Linked DNA regions of Homo sapiens: region 1 is linked to region 2. Evidence: read pairs that join two places in POLR2A ChIA-PET (ENCODE). Cell type or tissue: PC-9. All regions are shown on one strand.

Region 1 (4,000 bases), 220 kb before region 2:
AGCCTTTCTCAACTGGGGTTCCTCAACACCAGAACATGACCTGAGAGGCTGTTTTTTCACTTCTCCTGAAGTTACTGCGTGTCTGGTAAACATTATGATGGGAAACATGCTCTGAAAGAGGGGTATCAACAAGGAGTGTCAAAGTGCAGAAGAAGAAACCTGGCTGGCCTCTGCCTTCCTAGAGCAGGCAACGCTAGAACTCAATCTTGAAGGCTGAACTGTTCAACAAGCAAATAAAGAGGAAAAGATAATGGGGAGACTCTGGAAGGTTCAAGTAGGGAAATGACATTAAAAGGTTGCAGTTGTTACCCTCTGGTATTTCTTCAAGGGTTTTGTAAAAATCATTTGATTAGAGGAGAAAATGGACTGAAGTAAGGAAGAAAAAGTTGGTGAGCCAAGAGCTCTACTGATGGTTCAGATAGGAAATTATGAGGGCTCAAATACAGTCAGCGAAGTGGGAATAAGGATGGCAAAATACACTCTAGACCAGTACTATCCAACAGAACTTCCTGTACAGACGGAAATGTTCTAGAGTGGCACTATCTGCTATGGTAGCCTGGTGCCACACGTGGCTGTAAGCACTTGCAATGTGCCTGGTGTACTCAAGGAACTGAATTTTTAATTGTATTGTATTTTACTTTATTTAAATTCAAATCTAAATGGTTGTATGTGGCTAGTAGCTACTGTACCCATCAGTGCAGTTCTAAAAATATTCAAGGAGGTGAAAAAACAAACAAAACACCCAAACTTGTAGCTGGGGTGATTCAGTGGATCATGGAGTTACTTAGCAATGAGAAAGAAAAACATAAAGAGAAGCTGATCTTTTCGGAAAGAAATGACCAGAGCTGACAATGTCCGGAGCTGACAATGATATCAGCTTTGGACATGCTGAATTTGAGAAAACAACTGGGTATGTAAGAGAGGGCTTATCAGTCAACAATTAGAGATGTAAGTCTGAAGGAAAGCAATTAGAACTGGATAGATAGATTTAGGAATGCTGGGCATGGATAAGGTCCAGGAAGGAGGTGTGGCAGTGTGGTGGGCAGAGTGCCTGTGTGGAGCTGGCAGGAGTGGAGGGTCAGTGGAGGACAGGGAGATGGGGACACCTTTTTCTCGGGGAGAAAAGGAAAGGAGGTGAGGACGGGCAATAACAAACGTGATTTGCAGACTGTCAGGGGAAGATGCGAAACAGGGACTCCCATCTGATGGCTTCTATTTTCTCTGCTAGGCATGAGGGGGGAATGTCAGAAATGAGAAAGGAGGCTGACCTAGGACCAAAAAAGAAAAAAAAAAAGGAAGCTTACACAGCAGCACTGACAGCTCAGTTGAGCTCTCTTTGAAGACAGTAGACTGAAGAACACATTGTTTTCTTCCAACTCTAGAGACCTCAATAAATAATAGTACAAAATAAAAAAGGATTAAAACCACAACGGAGATAAGAATGTGCCTGGGGCATTGGCCGAAACAAAATTTGGACACGTTCCTCAACGGCCAAGTGAAAAGAAGAGCACTGATGAAAGACACAGAATAAAAAAAGTCTATAATGTATACAAAGAGAGGCAGCCAGTCTACCCAGAAGGACGATGGCAGACTCTAATTCAGCTTTGGCAGAGAGCAGGAAGGACAAGAATGAGAACAGAGGCTTTCAGAGGTTAACAGAGGTTGCAGCTATGTAACTGTACACAACAATTGAAACTTCCCGGCATATGACAGCTTCAGCTAAAGTCAACAGGTGCTCCTATTAAAAATGCATAGAAATCCTGCATTAAAAAAGGAACAATGAGAAATAAATTCATTGCCAAGGTCAAAAGACAGCAAAATCTCCAGATGCCAGAAATGAGAAAGAAGGCTGAAGGAGTTGCCAGGAGGTGGTGCCACCGCAAGCCCAGGGGCTGTGAGCAGGGCACAGAATGAGAGCGTGGGAGGGAGGAGATGGAGGGCGCCTGCTAGTCTAGCTGCTTGAGCTGATCCCTCTGCCTCACGCCTGGAGCCTCTCTGCTCGACCCATAGGTGAAAAGCTGAAAGTGCTGTCCACAGAAGGAATCCTGAGGCTGTGCAGCGGAGTCAACCTTCAGAAACCAAAACCCCAGACCAGTGGCACCTTTGGGTGTGAGGTCCAAATTTATACTATCTGCATACTGTGGGACTCCAAACTTGACATGAACACTGGAAACTGGTTTGGATTTTGCCAGGCCACCCACTGCCTCAGAAACTGCCTAATTTGTAAATCGCCCAGTATCAAGAGAGAACAGGAGACTTAGGCTTCCCATGACTGGGAGCCCAGGTCCACAAAGCTGCCAGACACAGAGTGAGGACAACTACAGAGAGCAAAAGATAAAACAAGAGAGCCAGCAGTCTGAATCAGGAGCTGAATTCACCCTAGGGGAAATGAAAATAAAGCAACTGGTAAACCACATCACAATAGGTACACTGAGGAACCTTAAAGAGATAAGGGGAATAATTTCCTTAAGATTAAGAAATAATGAAACAAAAATAGACACCAAATCTTAAAAGCCTTCTTGTGGGGCTAGGCACGGTGGCTTTGGTGGTAATCCCAACACTTTGGGAGGCCAAGGTGGGAAGGTTGCTTGACCCCAGGAGTTTGAGACCAGCCTGGGCAATAGCGCAAGACCCTGTCTCTACAACAACAACAACAACGAATCAGCCAGGAGTGGTGCGTGAGCCAGTAGTCCCAGCTACTCAGGAGGCTGAGGTGGGAGGATTGCTTGAGCCTGGCAGGTCAAGGCCATGGTGGGCTAGGAGGATCACACCACTGGACTCCAGCCTGGGTGATGCAATGAGACTCAGACACACACACACACACACACCACACAAACACACACACACACACTGCCTTCTCATGGGATAGAGGCATCTCAGGTTCTGTGGGTCTGTGGGTGTTGTTCTGTTTCATTCACTACTGCATTGCCAACACCTTCAACAGGGACTGACACAGTCTCAATAAAATCTATTGAATGCCACTAAAAAACCTATCACCTTAAAATCTAATGCCTACTTAGAATATTGTGGTAGGCTGAATGATGGCCCCCAAAGGCATCCACGCCCTAAACCCCGAGAAATGTAAATGTAGCCTTGTACGGCAAAAGGGAACTGAGATGGGTAGAGTATCATGGATCATCTAGGTGGACTCAGAAGTCACAAGACCCCTCTAAGAGGGAAGCAGGAGTGCCAGAGTTAGAGCTCTGAAGATGCTATGCTGCTGGCTTGGGAGATGAAGGAAGGGGCATACTCAAAGGATGCAGGCTCCCTCTAGATGCTGGAAGCGACAAGGAAGTATATTCTCCCCTCCAGCCTCCAGAGAGATGCAGCCTTGCCGACACTTTCATTTTAGTGAATGAGATGCATTTTGGACTTCTGACCCCCTAGGACTGTAAGATGATAAATTTGTGTTGTCTTAAGTCACTAAGTTCATGATAATTTGTTACAGCAGCCACAGGAGATTACACAGCTATTATCAAGAGTGTGGGCAAAAATAAAGACCCTCTCAAAGATTAAGAATCTATCACCTATAGATCTTTGCTGAAAGAATTTCCTAAGAATACATGATTTTCAGTACCAAAGAAAATTAAACCTGAGAAAAAGAATGAGATGAAAGAAACAATGAAAGTACAAGAGCTGACACTGACGTAGGTGGTGAAATACTCCTTTGCTGCTGTTGGGCGGATGGGCTGGCCAGATTTCCCAAAAGCTGCCCTGGGGTACTTGGTCAAAGCAAGACTATACACACTCTGAGACTCAGCAGTTTCACTCCTGGACATGTGATCCTGAGTAATTCCCACCAGGCCGGAGGAGACATGTGCAAGGGACTATGCCCCGGAGCATTGTTTGTGGTCATGGGAAATGGGAAGCAATTTGATTGTCAGCTGCTGTAAATGCAATAGGTGGGTCACTATAGAATGCTAGATGTCCTTAGACACACAGGACCAGATGTACACACAGCCATATGGACAAACCTTAAAATCAGAGTGCTGAGGAGAAA
Region 2 (4,000 bases):
CAGAATAAGATGGAATTAATGGTATGCCCGTGTCTCCTCCTTAGGAGTCTGTCATGTTTCCTCTTACATATCTGCCGCTAACGTGAGTGCATGTCTAGGCCAGCCTTCTGGAGGATAAGAGACAGGTTCAGCAGTTGCTCTAGTCACCCAAACCAAGGTCTGGCCAGATCAGCCATCAAGCCAGCTTATCCTCAGATATATGAGTGAGTCCAGGCTTTACAGTCAAGAACAGCAGCTGCCCTGCCGACCTGCAACTGACCCCAAATACATGAGCAATAAACACTTATTGGTGAATGTCACTGATATAGTCTTTTAAAATTACACAACATTGTTGTGGCAACAGATAACTGACACATTGCTTAATCATTAAAAAAAAATAATAGCTGGCCGGGCATGGTGGCTCACGCCTGTAATCCCAGCATTTTGGGAGGCTGAGGCGGGTGGATCACTGAAGTCAGGAGTTCAAGACCAGCTTGGGCAACATGGTAAAACCCCGTCTCTACTAAAAATACAAAAATTAGGCTGGGCGCGGTGGCTGATGCCTATAATCCCAGCACTTTGGGAGGCTGAGGCGGGCAGATCACAAGGTCAGGAGTTAGAGAACAGCCTGGCCAATATGGTGAAACGTTGTCTCTACTAAAAATACAAAAATTAGCTGGGTGTGATGGTGGGCACCTGTAATCCCAGCTACTCAGGAGGCTGAGGCAGGAGAATCGCTTGAAACCGGGCGGCAGAGTTTGCAGTGAGCCGAGGTCGCGCCACTGCACTCCAGCCTGGCTGACAGAGCGAGACTCCATCTCAAAAAAACAAACAAACAAAAAATTAGCTGGGTGTGGTAGCATACACCTGTGGTCCCAGCTACTGGGGAGGCTGAGGCAGGAGAATCACTTGAACCTGGGAGGCAGAGGTTGCAGTGAGCTGAGATCACACCACTGCACTCTAGTCTGGGCAACAAAGCAGAACTCTGTCTGAAAAAAAAAAACCTATAAAACTGCAATGTCTTCTCTGAAGGACAGGGAATACAGAAATATGAATACATATAACAGAGTTCACATAGACTGGTGGGGAGTGAGGTTAAGGAACATTTCTTTAAGGAAGAGATGTCTGACCTAAGATCTGGAAGACATGCAGAAGTTAACCAGGTGAAGGGTAGGGGAAAGAGGTGTTCAAGTCACAGAAACTTCAAATACAAAGGCCCTGTAGGGAAGGAGTACAGATGCTGAGTTACTTAGAAGGTCAATGCAGCTGGAGAATGGAGATAAAGAAGAGAATGCAAAGAAATGAGGCTGGGATGATAGGCAGTGACTAGAACAAATGAAAGGCTTTGTAGATGATGTGAAGGGTTTAAGACTTGATCCAAAGAACTATGAGAACTACTGAATGGTTTTAAGATGGATACAAGTTATTCTTCTCACATGCTTACTTTGCTATGAAATGGGTAGGGAGTTTCTCATATATATACCTTGAAATTTGCCCATAAAATTCATAATCTAGTCCTGAAAAAAATATTTATTTATCCATCTATTTAGTCAATGAACATTTATTGAGAGGTTTCAGTTGGGAATAAATAAATGATTGAGAGATTAAATGAATGAATGAGCCTGTGTCAAGCAATCTGATTGGCACTGGAGAGACACAAACACAAGATTCCTCCTCTTGATAAGCTCACAGTCTAGTGGGGAAGAGAGACACACAAAAAACAGACTTCCTTGTTAACCCAGAGAAATATGAGCAATGTGCTTTAAAAGTGTAGAGAAGGGGCCTGGCATGGTGACTCATGCCTGTAATCCCAGCACTTTGGGAGGCCGAGGCAGGTGAATCATGAGGTCAGGAGTTCATGACCAGCCTGGCCAACATGGTGAAACCCCGTCTCTACTAAAAATACCAAAAAATTAGCTGGGTGTGGTGGTGCGCACCTATAATCCTAGCTACTCGGGAGGCTGAGGCAGGAGAATCGCTTGAACCCAGGAGGCGGAGGTTGCAGTGAGCCAAGATGGCACCACTGCACTCCAGCGTGGTGACAGCAAAACTCCGTCTCAAAAACAAAAAACAAACAAACAAACAACAAAAACGTGTAGAGAAGGAACATCTAGTTCTGTGAAGGCCAAATTGCACTCACTGAAAGCAAAGTGAGCTTGAGGAAATTATGGCTCCTATTCTGGCCCGAGAGTTCCTGTCATATCTGATAGCGGTGGTTGGGGAGGAAGGAGGGTTGGAGATATGATGGCAATGGCGAGCTACTAAGGAAAAGAGATCTGGAGCACTTTCTACTCTGGAAGTCCATCTCCTAATGCAGGAGTCACAGATCAGTATTGGCCTTCAGCTATTTTCTTGGGTTCCTATTTACTAGGGATGTTCTTTATGCATCATCTGGTGGAAGACTCCAGAGAGTCTGGAAAGATTCTTATATTTCTAAATAGATATTCCATATTCTCTCAAAGCTCCCAGGGAGACCTGTATAATAATCTGCCATTTTCTTTCTCTCTCTCTCTGTCTGTTTTTTGTTTTGTTTTGTTTGTTTGTTTGTTTGTTTCAGACAGAGTCTTGCTCTGTTGCCCACGCTGGAGTGCAGTGGTGTGATCACAGCTCACTGCAGCCTTGGCCTCCTGGGCTCAAGTGATCCTCCCGCTTCGGCCTCCCAAGTAGCTGGGACCACAGGTGCAGGCCACCATGCCTGGCTAATTGTTATTTTTTGCAGAGACATGATCTCACTATGTTGCCCAGGTTGGTCTTAAACTCCTAGGCTTAAGCAATCCTCCTGCCTCAGCCTCCCAAAGTGCTGGGATTACAGGTGTGAGCCACTGCACTTGGCAGATATCTATAATTCTAAACAGATATTCCAGATTCTCTCAAACCTCCCAGGGAGGCCTGTATAAAATCTGTCATTTTCTAGGCAAAATGATAGAGTATAATTTAAAAATCATGGGGCTTCATTTTGCCTTTAATTGGAGTTTTAAAATGATAGAATAGACAAATAAGAGCTCATTTTTCTAATTACAATTTGGATGGACTTGGGAGTGAAGGCTGGATGACTGTGTCCTTCAGTTTTAAAGATTTTTATGGGAATTCCATTTCCCTGCAGGTCCTGAGTTGTTCAAAATTAGAAAAGGGCATGTAAATGCTGTTAGTGTCAGCAGCTTCACCTGAAAGAACTGTTTTTGCTCAACTCCACACAGTATAGAGCCGGATATTCTGAGTATTGCTGAGTGCTCATGGTGACATGGTCCAAGAAGGAGTTTCAGGGGAACCCTGAACTCTCCACCTTTGACCCCACTTGGTCATTTTTATTTTTATTTTTCTGAGATGGAGTCTTGTTCTGTCACCCAGGCTGGAGTGCAATGGCGTGATCTCGGCCTACTGCAACCTCTGCCTCCTGGGTTCAAGCGATTCTCCTGCCTCAGCTTCCCGAGTAGCTGGGACTACAGGCATGCACCACCATGCCCAGCTAATTTTTGTATTTTTAGTAGAGACAGGGTTTCACCATGTTGGCCAGGCTGGTCTCGAACTCCTGACCTCAGTTGACCCACCTGCCTCGACCTCCCAAAGTGCTGGGATTACTGGTGTGAGCCACCACACCCAGCCTCCATTGGGTCATAACCTTCACTTTGGGAAGTCAGTTCAAAAGTCCAGCAGGACTGGTCTTAGTGCTCTTCCAAGAGTTTTGCTCATTATCCTGGATTCTGGCCTTTGATTCTCATATTCTCTTGATTTGTAGAGTTAATCTGCCAAGAGCTTTGCTCTCCATCAGTAAATAAGAAACTGTTTTATGATGAAATACATTATAAACTCTATTCAGTATTCACGTTCTTGGCAAATAAAGTTTGTGATCCTTACTATTGGCTGAGGTGCTTTTAAGGTAAAGATGAGAAGATGTTAAATATAAATCCCAAATTTATCTCTGGTCCTCAATTCTTTTCATCCCTTCATGCCTGCTAGGGAACCCCCAAATTCCTAACAGTATCCATAGCTCTTCTTCAACAGCAGTTCCCAAAGGTACTGC

The links. ChIA-PET counts read pairs that join two places held together with the same protein. Peaks named below come from ENCODE experiments on the same cell type or tissue, not always from the same donor. Only the 100,000 strongest peaks of a DNase experiment are listed, where the experiment ranks them.
Region 1: POLR2A ChIA-PET joins it to region 2 with 9 read pairs; 2 of 35 experiments call an interaction of 5 or more read pairs at or near these places.

What each region holds. Positions count from the first base shown.
Region 1 is chr5:113,089,076-113,093,075 of GRCh38, forward strand. All of the region lies in intron 8 of MCC (MCC regulator of Wnt signaling pathway), which reads right to left. Among named protein-coding and RNA genes, the nearest start is that of DCP2, 110 kb to the left of the region's middle. In PC-9, no CTCF peak of the experiment used is centred here; no DNase peak of the experiment used is centred here.
Region 2 is chr5:113,311,306-113,315,305 of GRCh38, forward strand. All of the region lies in intron 3 of MCC (MCC regulator of Wnt signaling pathway), which reads right to left. All of the region lies in intron 1 of LOC124901045 (a long non-coding RNA gene), which reads left to right. Among named protein-coding and RNA genes, the nearest start is that of TSSK1B, 120 kb to the right of the region's middle. RefSeq lists a silencer at 1,573-1,773. In PC-9, no CTCF peak of the experiment used is centred here; a DNase peak (open chromatin) is centred at 1,726; H3K27ac peaks cover 657 bases.